Linked DNA regions of Homo sapiens: region 2 is linked to region 1. Evidence: chromatin contacts called from ENCODE Hi-C or POLR2A ChIA-PET data. All regions are on one chromosome and are shown on one strand. The core of a region is the stretch at or near the end of the contact, and the rest is flanking DNA. Distances in the headings are between cores, read along the strand shown.

Region 1 (6,046 bases), core at 1,053-3,552:
CCTGTTGATCCCCACAAAGATGGCAGCAGGGAGGGCGCGGCGTGCTATGGAGAAGGCGTTGAGTCTGGGGTTTTGTGCAGCACCTTCAAGAGGGGACAGCAGGGCCAAGGGAGGCTGGGAGGGCGATTTGAGGATAGGCACTCAAGAGGCTGAAGGCTGACTAGCCTCTTGCGCCCGGAGGACAGGCAGGGAGCCAGAAGAGAGGCCCCAGACTGAGCCCCAGAGGCCACCAATGGCATAGGCTGCTCAGACACAGACAGGGAAGAAAAGGCCTCAGGGCTGCAGTGAGGGTTGGGAGAGGGATGCAGGCTGGCAAGGAGGTGGGAAGGAAGAAAGCAAGAATTTTGGCCACTGGAGTAGCCGGATGCAAACGGTCAATAGGGCAAAATGCTGCTGAGGATGTCACAAAGGTGCGTCTGACTCTGCTGCAGCCTGGGAGGCCAGGTGACCATGGCAGCAGAGAGAGGGCATCTCAGGTCAAGTGCCCCTGCCCTCTGGCTGTGGCCTGACGCCCTCTCCTGGTCTCCTGCACACCCTCGGCCTCTGTTGGCACCTGGACCAGACCACTCCCAGTCAGCCTCCAGCCAGACCTCACTGCTTGACAGTTTCTCCAGCTGGAGGTCCCAGTCTACATTCAGCTAAAAATGTCTGCTGTCCCCACTCACAGCAGCAGCAGCGGGGGAAAGGGGAGTGCCCTCTGCCTCTGTCCCATGCTCTCAGCCCCCCTCCCCTGCCCCCACTGGTGGGGCCCTGATTGCTCATGCTCAGAGGCCCCAGAATTGGGTAGGGAGGACCCTTAGTCCACAGCATTTGAAGGGAAGCAGGGCGGGCGGGTGCAGGCCGAGAGTGGACAGGTGCTTTGGGGCCCACTCCCCTCCCCAGCTGGAAATACAGACAGCCCAAAGAGCAGGAGGGCGCACTGGGAAGACCCCGCAGTTTCCTGAGCTCATACGGGCTTACCAGCGTGGGGAGCGGACCACGGTCAGCAGCAGTGTGTGGCAGAGCCCGCAGGGGAAACGTTGCCCGCAGACCATACACGGGCAAGATCTGGGACCCCCACTTCTGCAGCGTTCCGGGTCTCCCTCACCTCTCCCCTCCCACCACCTTCTGCAGCACGGGCTTAAGGAAATACCAGTGTTTTTCTGCAAAGAAACAGAGGGTCCGTCCAGGTCTGGCTGCCTCTTCGGCTGCCTGTGTTTAGACCTCCAAAGGCTGCTCCCGGCAACCCCTGCCCAGCTGCTCAACCTGAAAGAGGGGTCGGTAGCAAGGGCCGGGAGGCGCCAGGGCGCTGCGGCCGGATCCCAGGTGAGTTCCTTGACTCCGCGCCGCGCAGGTCACTGTGGCATAACTGGGAAAACCGCCGCTTCTCCCTCGGGAGCGGAGGCGGAGGGCCACGTCCTCCCTGGGGGTGCACAATCTCTGCTTGGACAACGCCCGCGTGCAGTAGCCCCACAGACTCCCATGCAGCCCCCCCGCCACGTGTGCCGCATCCGCGCCCTGCATGCAACACCCGCCCCCTCCAGCGCAGCATGCCCCTCGCTGGCGTGCAGCACCCCCCATGTGTGCAGCACCCCTGCCCCGAATACAGCACCTCTCCCCAGTACAGCACTCCCGCCCCGCATGCAACACTCGCCCCCCTCCAGGGCAGCATCCCCATCCCCCGCGCGTGCAGCACCCCCTCGAGGGGCGGGAAACTCTTTGGGACACCCGGGGTCACGCCCTGCAGGGTAAAACCCCCGTCCAGGGCAGCCATCTGCACCCCCTCGCCATGGGCCCACTGCCTGCTCCGTCCCGGGATGCGCCTTAATGGCGGGTCGGGCGGCAGCGGGAGCTCTGCTGCCTGGTGGGACCGGACGTGGCAGCCGGCGGGCTGGAGGCTCCCAGGTCCCGGCCTCGCCCTGGCCTCGCCTCGCCCCCTAGAGTCTCCCCGAGCGCTCGTAGCGGCGGGGCGGGGTGGGGAGGCGCTGATTGGCCGGCGCGGGCACCGCTTGCCGCCGCCACGGCATCCCGCTGCGTTCGTACAGGCTCGTGTCGACTCGGCTCCGTTGCGCGGCCCGGCTCGGCTCCCCTCAGCTGCGCTCGACTCCGCTGTTCGGCTCGGCTGTTCGGCTTGGCTACAGGGCTCGGCTGTTCGGCTTGGCTACATGGCTCGGCTGCGCGGCTCGGCTCTGTTCGGCTCGGCTCGGCTGCTGGGCTCGGCTGTTCGGCTCAGCTGCGCGGCTCGGCTCGTCTCGGCTCTGTTCGGCTCGGCTCGGCTGCTGGGCTCGGCTGTTCGGCTCAGCTGCACGGCTCGGCTCGGCTCGGCTCGGCTCGGCTGCGCGGCCGCTGACGGGCGTGCGCTGGGGGCGCGGGGCGCGGGGCGCGGGCCTCGGCGGCGGCGGCGGCGGCGGCGGCGGAAGCCAGGTGCCCCCGCCCGCCCTGTCCTCTCGACGAGGCGGAGGCGTCGCCGCGGGCCAGGCCTCGGACTGCCGCGTCGGAGTGGACGCGGGGGGCGGCGGCGCGGGCGGACGCGGGCGGCGCGAAGCAGCGGGGCCCGCGGGGGCGCCCCGGCCGGGTCGGCGCGGACGGCACTCGGCGGACGCGGGCGGACGCTGGGCGGCCCCTCCCTGCCCGCGCGCCCGGGCGCCCCTGGCCGGCGCCGGGCCCCAGAGCGATGACATCGACGGGGAAGGACGGCGGCGCGCAGCACGCGCAGTATGTTGGGCCCTACCGGCTGGAGAAGACGCTGGGCAAGGGGCAGACAGGTGCGTGCGGCCGGGGCGGGGACCGGGGCCGGGGAGGCCGCGCTGGCAGCGCGCTGGGTGGGGGGCGCCCGAGGGAGGCCCCGGCCGCGAAGCCGCAGGCCCGGCCCGGGCCCCGGCCGCGAACAATGGGCGGCCCGTGCGCCCCCGTCCGCTCGTGCGCCCCGGTTCCGCCGCGGATCCCGCAGGCCGCTTGGCTGCGGTCGGCCGGGCGCGGCCCAAGGACACGCGGCGCGGCGCGGGGCGCGCAGGCGGACAGGGGCGCACGGGACGGCGCCCCTCGGGCCCCGCTGCAGGTGCGCGGCCCGGGCCGCATTGTGCGCCCCAGCGACCGGGCCCATTGTGCCGCGGGAGGAGGGGGCCGCGCGGGCGCCCATCTGCCGTCTGCCGCGGCCGCGCTAATAGGCGTGCTGCCCGAGCAGCTGCGCCCCCGGCGGGACTCCCACCTCCGCGCGCCGGCCACCGGGGCCTCCGGGCAGGCCCGATCTCCCTCCGCGGTGGGGGCGGGAGAGTGCGGGGACCTGCAGAGGGCTGGACAGCGCCTTGCGCTGCTCCGGCTCGGGCTCGGGCGGGCGGAGCGTCTGTGACCTGCATTCCCACGGGGCAGGGAGAGGCCATTGGTGCTGGGACCAGAAGTGCGTGGGACCTGACCCGTGGAGCAGCCCCGCGGCCTGCCGGTGGAGGGGGCTTCCCGGTGGGGCCTGGCTGTCATTCTAGGGAACAGGCCGGGTCCCTGCGGGGCCGAACCCAGGCCAGAGGCAACCCAGCTACCCTCGCATGTGGCCAACTCTCCCCGGCCCGCTGGGTTTGGCTAGCCCTTCATCTGGTCAGGCACATTCACAGAGTCGCCTTTGTGGAGGCTGGGGCTCAGCCATTTTCTTTCTTCTCTCAGGACCGGCCTGTCTCTTGGTGTCCCCGAGGTCCCACGGCACTGCCTCTCCCTTCCAATCCGAGAAGTTCCTTAGACCCGGGCGGGCAGGGGTGGAGGGAAGGAGGAGGAGAGCGCTGGTGCAGGGTGGAGGCTCAGCCCCTCACGGCTGCACAGAGGAGGAGCTGGGAGGTGGCGTTGGGGAAAGAAAGTGGGCCAGGCCCAGGCTCTTGGGGGAGGGCCGTGGCTGTGATGTAACTACGGCAGAGCTGCAGGAAGGGGTTTAGACTGAGGGGTTCAGGGGAGCTGCCTCACCTTGGGTGCACAGCCTTCCGCCACCCGCCACGGCACGGAAGGGCCCCTGGCCACAGGGCAGGACCTGGGCAGGTGGGGTGGTGCAGCCTGGGTTGGAGAAGGAGGTGGCATTCAGCCCATGTCACCTGAGTTCAAAATTCTCGTCTTTCCCGGAAAGAAAAACTAGTGTGTGAAATCCGTGGTGAAGGAGGGGCCCAGGGCAGCAGGATGCAGGAGTCAGTGAGATAATCCAATTACGGTCCCAATAAAATGTTATTATAAGGAAACATCTGCGTGTAAATGAAGACACGATGAGTTATGTGCTGTGCGCGGCCTCGGTGGGTAGGGGCTGGTCTCCACTCTTCATGGCATTCTGCTGGCGGCAGTTAATTACGGGAGGTTTCCACTGTAATTAACAGTAATGAATACAAAAGGATGGGCTGTGTGTGTCTACAACGTGCTGAGAGAGATATTTAGAAAACAGCTCGAGGGGGGGCACAAAGCGGCCCCTCTCTCCCGAGTTATGACGGGCAGAGCGCAAGCGTGTCACCGGGAGGGCCCTGGAGAAGGCCACCATTTCTGTGCGTCTTCTGTTGCTGCTGCTGAAGGGTCACCAGGAGTTGGGTGGACATGGGGCCTGGAGTGTGTGTGCTGGGCCACTTGGCACCAGATGCCAGGAGAGCTGCCAGGTCCCAAGCTCAAGAGGGAGATAGGCTTCCTGCCAGGAGACCTCCGTGGGAGAACGGGAGGCTGGGCTTCTGGCCGCCACCACCCGAGGACGATCTGATCCTGCCGTTGAGAACGCTTCTCCTTCCAGGGACCTGGCCACAGGGGAGCTGTGGAGGCCTTGCTTGGGGGGCCATTGGTGTGGACGCGACTCCAGCCCCTTCCCCGTGTCTGTGGCTGGCAGCTTTGTTTGGCCCTCTCTGTTCATCTCTCTCAGCCTGAGACCTTGGAAGGAGGAGCTGCTCGACTTGAGGTGGCCACTGAGAGGGAGGTGGTCAGTGGCAGTGGCAGTGAGCCTTGTGGTGCCACGAGAGCCCTTCCACCCGGCTGACCCAAGCTGGGGCCTGCTGGACGGTGGGCCAAAGATGTGGTCCGAAACCTGCCCTTGGGGAGTCTGGCCGTGTGGGGAGGGGAGACCACGCAGCACCCCCACCGGGGCCTGGAGGACGCCCTTCTAGACGCCGCAGGGTCCGGTCGGCTGTCTTCTTCTGCCTTTCAGCGTGAGCGCTGCATGGTCTCACCTGTACGGCACCTCCCTGTCTTGTTGGGTCTGTGCGTCCTGCAGGGCCAGTGTGGCTGTAGGGTCGTCCTTCTGCATGGGGCGTCCTCTGCACAGCTCCCCTCGGTGGCTGTGGGGGTTGCCTTCAGTGGTCTCACTGCCGGTGCCAGGCACCAGGTGAAGCCGTCAGAGCACTGAGCATCTGTGGAAGCCTCCTCGCCGGCTGCTTGGTGGTTTCTGGCCAAGACTTAGGGGGATGTAGGCTGGGGTTGGGGTGGGAACCCACCTGCAAAGGTGCTGCCTTAGCTTTTCTTGGGGCTGAGAAAGGCTTGTGTAGCCTCATCTGAGCTTGACCCCTGCAGAGATGCCGAGACACAGTCCCTGCCAGCAAGGGCAACCATGGAGGTTGGAGGGCGCAGACACTCCGAGTTGGAGCATGCAGGTCCAGGAGGGTGTGTGGCACGGGCTGGGTGGCTTTTGTCCCTGCGCGCCTTTGTCCCTGTGCCCCATCAGTACGTGGAGCAGGGCACCTTCTTGCCCAAACCTCGGCTTAGCTCCTGAAATCTGGGAGGCCTGGGAGGGCCCTGTGGGAGGAGCTGGAGAACCTCGGGCCCTTGGAGCTGTTCTTGGGGGCAGGCGGGTGGGCTGCATGGGACGATGAGGGGCCTGCCTTCGGGAATCCTCTGTCTGGGGGGCGGGAGAAAGGAATAATGGCCGCGATAGGGCTCCCTGCGAGGGAACGAAGGAGCTAGGATGAGGGGCTGCCCTGCAGCTCACCTGGCAGTGTTCACCTGCTGTGGCGTGGGGGAGGGACCTAGGCTGCCAGGGACCTGGGGCCGCCCCTCCATGTTCTCAATGGCCTTTAGGAAGGTTGAGCCCTGGTGGCTGCCAGGGTGGAGAGGGGTCCTGGGATGGGAG
Region 2 (6,046 bases), core at 1,984-4,483, 220 kb after region 1:
AGTGCTCTCATTGTAGAGCACGGGGGATGTTGTGGCCCACTCCTCTCAATTTTGCTGTGAACCTAAAACTGCTCTGAAAAAAAAGTCCATTAAAGGAACTAGCATGGGCTGATGGGGAGGGGCTCATTCACCCCTGAGTTGGACACCGTGTGGCTACGAATCCACCCTCAGACCACAGAGTGGATTTCGGCAGCAACACCACACCCTAGCCTCATCCTGAGCTCAAATTTAACTCAGATAGACCAGGCCCTTTTTCTATCGTTCTTAGCCACCATTAAACCAGGTCACTCGTTCTGTGTTTTTGCAATTGGCTTTTAAACAAAAGAGCTGGGTTTGGTGTATGTTTCCTTGTCAAATATTTTTTTCCAATAACACAGGTGGAAGAAAACAGACAGGGCCTCTTTCTGGTCCAGCCATGGGGTGGAGGCCGTTTTTGACTTTCACCTTCCTCTGTGGGTCCAGCTCTCTCTTGCTTGTTGGCTCTGAGGATTATTTAGTTTTTCAACAGCTCAGTGACTTAAAAAAAATATATATGCTTTAAACATAGCACTTTAAAGCTTTATTTATTTACTTACTTATGTATTTATTTATTTATTTATTTAGAGAAAGAGTCTAGCTCTGTCGCCCAGGCTGGAATGCAGTGGTGCGATCTAGGCTCGCTGCAACCTCCGCCTCCTGGGTTCAAGCAATTCTCTTTCGTCAGCCTCCCAAGTAGCTGGGATACAGGCGCCCACCACCATGCCTGGCTAATTTTTGTATTTTTAGTGGAGACGGGGTTTCACCATGTCCTTTTAGAAGTTTCAGGGTTGTGAATAGTGTCTAGTCAACCTTACTACCGAAACAGAAACTCAGAAGCAATTTCTGAAACTTCCGTGTTGTTGAGTTTTCACTTTCTTGTCGCAGTTCCGCCAGGCACTCACTGCCTACCATCCTGTGAGACGGTGGCTTCCCGAGCAGCCTCCAGCGCTCTGCTGTTACAGACGCCTGGGTCTGGGGGCTCCAGCCTTGCAGCCCACCTCCTCCTCCGCCAGCTCCTGCCTTCCCTCCCCATGAGTCGAACATGCTGGACTTTGGTCTAGGCCCTCCAGCCTCCGGAACTGGGAGAAATGGTGTCTGTTGTTCCGTCTTCCAGGCTTACTCTGTGGGTTTTGTTCTGGCAGCCCCAGCTGACAGAGGCAGCAGGGAAGGGACAGGTGGGCACCTGAATCAGAAGTCTGTGTAGGGAGGTGTCACAAGGAGGCAGGAAATAGATGTCTGTAGGAAGCCTTCCAGGAGATGCTGAGGGATTTGGCGACTTGTGGGGGAGAGAAGCCCAAGGGGCCTCCCAATTCTGTATCCTGGAAGATGGGAAAGACGGAGACGCCCCAAGCCAAGTGGATGCCACGGCTGAGTTGTGCCCCCTGGTTCATATGTTGGAGTCCTCAACGCAGTATCTCAGAATGGCACCTTATTTGAAGATAGGTCTTTACAGGGGTGATTAGTTCAAACATGGACCTAATGGAGTAGGGTGGGCCCTAGTCTAATCTGTGTCCTTATGCAAAGAGATGAGGACGCAGACACACACAGAGGGATGAGTACGTGAGGATATAGGGATGGCGGCATCAGTAAGCCACGGAGGGAGGCCTCAGGAGGACCCGGCCCTGAGGCACCTCGATGGCGGATTCCGGACTCCAGACTGTGAGACAATCCACTCCTGTTGCTTAAGCCACACGGTTTGTGGAGCAGCCCTAGCAAACTCACACAGCAGGGTACGGGGGGTTCCCAAATGCCTGGGAGTGCAACTCTGTGGAAAGTGTACATTTCTCTAATCACACAGAAGTTGAAACAAAAGAATCACAATGCAAACTCGTGGGAGGTGCAGATCGTATTTATTTAGAAGATCTAGCCTAGGCACTTACAAGGCGAAGCCCTGGGGAAAGAAACAGGGCCAGGTCGGAGGTAGAAGAGGAGACTGGGCGCCCCTCCTCCTCAGGAGAGGATCCTGGGGTCTCCAATAATTCCGAGTCCTCTAGGTCAACTCCAAAAGCAATCGGAGCGGTGGCAGCTCAGGCAGGATGAAGACGAAGCGGGGAGGAGCCAGGAGGTTGCGGGGACCGGGGAGAGGCGGCAGCAGGTCGGAGGATTCCAGTGTCAGCGTGTTTCCAGCAGGCTCACAGGAGGGGCCCAGGGATGTGGGATCTTGAAGCCCTGAGAAGGTTGAAGTGGTGGGGTCAGGAAAGGAAGACGGGATTCCGGGAGGGTTGATGGGCAGGACCCAGCATGCCAGAAGCCCTCATGACCTCAGAGGCTGAGCGGCTGAGTACTGAGCCCTGGACGCTAGGCTGCCTTAGTCCAGAGGAGGACAGATTCAGAGACGTGCTTCAGGAATTCAGGACACAGCTGCAATCATTCCTGGAGAGCCCGGATCTGTAGGACCCACTGAGGTTTGTGGGCAGAGCCTCAGATCTTGCACTGGCAGCAAATTGGGACACAGCAGCTGGACTGGGAGGAGCAGGGCTTGCAGCAGCTGGACTGGCAGCAGGATGACCCACAGCCTGAGGAGCAGCAGCAGGGCTTACAGCAGCTGGACTGGGAACAGCAGGGTTTGCAGCAGCTGGACTGGCAGCAGGATGACCCACAGCCTGAGGAGCAGCAGCAGGGCTTACAGCAGCTGGACTGGGAACAGCAGGGCTTACAGCAGCTGGACTGGGAGCAGCTGGGCTTGCAGCAGCTGGACTGGCAGCAGGATGACCCACAGCCTGAGGAGCAGCAGCAGGGCTTATAGCAGCTGCACTGGGAGCAGCCACAAGAACCGCAGCCCCCCTTGGAGCCCCCACGAAATCCACAGACCCCCTTGGAACCCCCACAGGAGCCACAGCTGGAGGAGCAGCAGACGGGCACACAGCAGCTGGAGCCACAGCCCCCCTTGGAGCCTCCACAGGAGCCACAGCCCCCCTTGCAGCCCCCACAAGAGCCACAGACCCCCTTGGAGCCCCCACAGGAGCCACAGCTGGAGCAGGAACAGGCTGGCACACAGCAGCACACGGGCTTGCAGCAGCAGACAGGTACACAGCAGCCGGAGCCACAGCCCCCATAGCCGGAGCCACAGCCCCCACAGCTGGAGCCACAGCCCCCACAGCTGGAGCCACAGCCTCCAGAGCAGCCAGAGCAGCCCATGGTTCTGGTGGGTTGAGGGTGGAGCAGGTAGAGGAGCAGGTGAGAGGGAGGTGTGCAGGTGTGGAGTTCTCTGAGCCCGGGCTCTTTATATTCCTGCCCAGGTGTTTATACTGAACACGTGAATACTTCTGTTGTTGTTTCTGCTATTTCACATGCACAAGTGTTATTTTTAATCTCTCCACAATCCCATGAGCCACCATCAGCTCAAGCCAAGCTGTCCTTTCCTTGGTTTCTAAATTTGGCCTCTTCCTCATAGGTGTTTCCCTTTGTTAGAAGACACTGGGCTCCCTCTCCAGTGGGTGTCCCAGGAGCCTGGGAGGCGGTGGTTGCTTGGCCGAAGGGTGGACCATTGTCCTTGGTGCTCAGGGCTCTCCTCAGCGATGCAGACCCTCCACCCCCTGGCATTGGTGTTTATATCAAGGATGGTCATTTGGTAAAAAATAAAATAAAATAAAAATTAAAAAAATAAGCTGAAAGAAAGGCTGTCTATAGGTTCCACCGCTTAAAAACTTCAAGTATAAATATTTTGTCAAATCTGTAAAACAAAGTTTTGAAGAGCATGGATTTGAGTGTGGCCCTGGTTCTCCTTTGTCTTTCTTACCTCTTCCTCCTGCGGTTTGGCTCACTCCTCCAGACACGGATTAGACCCACGTTCCCTTCAGGCAAGCTGGGCTCACAGAGGGAACAGAGGAACAGGACCCTTTCTAATGCTTTTGAGTTTTCCTCTATTAATTCTTTGTAAAAATTCTACAAATCAATGGATATTCTTCAAGTTTATTCTTCTTGAAGGCTACAAAAATTTTGATTAGCCAACCTCTCTAACACACTTTTATTTTCTAAAAGATTAATTTTAATATTTTTTTTTTGAGAAGGAGTATCGCTCTTGTCACCAGGGCTAAAGTGCAGTGACGCAATCTCGGCTCACTGCAATCTCTGCCTCCTGGGTTCAAGCAATTTTCCTGCCTCAGCCTCCCCAGTAGCTGGAATTACAGGCGCCCACCACCAGGCCTGGCTAATTTTTTTGTATTTTTAGTGAAGACAGAGTTTCACCATGTTGGGCAGGCTGGTTTCGAACTCCTGACCTCAGGTGAACCACCCGCCTCAGTCTCCCAAAGTGCTGGGATTACAGGTGTGAGCCACTGCACCCAGCCAAATTTTAATTTTTTATTAAGGTAAAATTTACATGCAGTGAAAAAAAATTTTTTTTCTGAGTCTCCCTCTGTCACCCAGGCTGGAGTGCAGTGATGCAATTTCAGCTCACTACAACCTCTGCCTCCCGAGTTCAAGCAATTCTCCTGCCTCAGCCTCCCAAGTAGCTGGGATTACAGGCACCCACCACCACACCCAGCTAATTTTGTATTTTTAGTAGAGACGGGGTTTCACTATGTTCGCCAGGCTGGTCTCGAACCCCTGACCTCAGGTGATCCACCTGCCTTGGCCTCCCAAAGTGTTGGGATTACAGGCATGAGCCACCAGGCTTGGGCTGCATTTTTTTTTTTTTTTTTTTGAGACGGGGTCGCATTCTGTCGCCCGGGCTGGAGGGCAGTGGTGTGATCCTAGCTCACTGCAGCCTTGGTCTCCTGGGCTCTGCACATATTTTGAGTGTACAATTCCATGAGTTCCGCTAAACATGTACTCGTGTGCCCATCACTCCAACCATGACCAACTGCTTCACCCCCAGAAGTTTCCCTTTCGCCGCCTTCCCTTCCTGCCCATCGCTCCAGGCACAGCTCTGCTGACCAGTTGTGCCTGTTGTTGAATGTTGCAAAAATGAAATCATTAAAAATGTACTCTGGTTTCTTTCCCTCACGATGTTATTCTGTGTGTCAATGATTTGCTCTTCTTCTTTTTTTTTTTTTTTTTTTTTTTTTGAGACAGGGTCTTGCTCTGTCACCCAGGCTGGAGTGCAGAGTGGTGCGCTCATGGCTCACTGCAGCCTCGACCTCCTGGGCTCAAGCGATCCACCTGCCCCAGCCTCCCAATGTGCTGGGATTACAGGCATGAGCCACCACGCCTGGCCTTCTTCTTCTTTTGTAATCACCGCATAGTGTTTCTGTAGCAGGGCGAGCCGCAGACAAGAACCCCTCAGACACTGAATTGTAGAAGGAAAGGGCTTTATTCAGCTGGGAGCATTGGCAGACTCAGGTCTCCAAAAACCAAGCTCCCCAAGTGAGCAATTCCTGTCCCTTTTAAGGGCTTACAACTCTAAGGGGGTCTGTGTGAGAGGGTCGTGATCGATTGAGCAAGCAGGGGGTACGTGACTGGGGGCTGCATGCACCGGCAATCAGAACGGAACAGGACAGGACAGGGATTTTCACAATGCTTTTCCATACAATGTCTGGAATCTATAGATAATATAACCGATTAGGTCAGGGGTCAATCTTTAACTACCAGGCCCAGGGTGTGGCACCGGGCTGTCTGCCTGTGGATTTAGTTTTTACTTCTTTTTTCTTTGGAGACAGAAATTGGGCATAAGAAAATATGAGGGGTGGGGCCCCCCTTATTCCATGTAAAAATATTCTCCACTGCGTTCCCCCGTTCTCACGTTCATACATATTTGAATCGTTCACAGTTTGGGGCGATGATGAATAACACATAATCATGCCTTCCAGTCCTTCCGTATTCATGTTTTTAGTTTTAATTTTTTGGTCAAATATTGAGGACTGGCCTTGCTAGACCATAGAGTAGTGTATGCTTAACTTGCTAAGAAACAGACAGCTTTCCAAATGCTCATGCTGCTTTCCCCCTCCCCAGCAATGCCTGAGAGTGTCCGCTGCCCCAGGCCTGTCAGTACCAGCCAGCGGCTTTTCAAATGTGAGGCATCGGATGGGTGTAAAATCGCATCTCGTGTGCATTTTGACCTGTGTTTCTCTGATGACTAATGTTCGCA

What was found. Hi-C counts contacts between places; a loop is a spot of excess contacts on that map. ChIA-PET counts read pairs that join two places held with the same protein, here RNA polymerase II (POLR2A). Pooled maps may share reads with other maps.
Region 2: a loop to region 1 is called in a pooled map, with 3 times the contacts of the local background. The contact joins the promoter of KRTAP5-3 here to the promoter of BRSK2 in region 1. A Hi-C loop is called at or near these places in 3 of 50 pooled maps. POLR2A ChIA-PET finds 5 or more read pairs at or near these places in 2 of 52 experiments (AG04450 and K562).

The regions. Positions count from the first base shown.
Region 1 is chr11:1,387,632-1,393,677 of GRCh38, forward strand. It overlaps BRSK2 (BR serine/threonine kinase 2), which reads left to right and starts at 2,303. Exons shown (of 20, transcript NM_001256627.2): 1 at 2,303-2,744. The coding sequence starts at 2,654. RefSeq lists a silencer at 1,700-2,069.
Region 2 is chr11:1,605,230-1,611,275 of GRCh38, forward strand. KRTAP5-3 (keratin associated protein 5-3) reads right to left here and starts at 3,234. Exons shown (of 1, transcript NM_001012708.2): 1 at 2,336-3,234. The coding sequence starts at 3,156. The coding sequence ends at 2,440.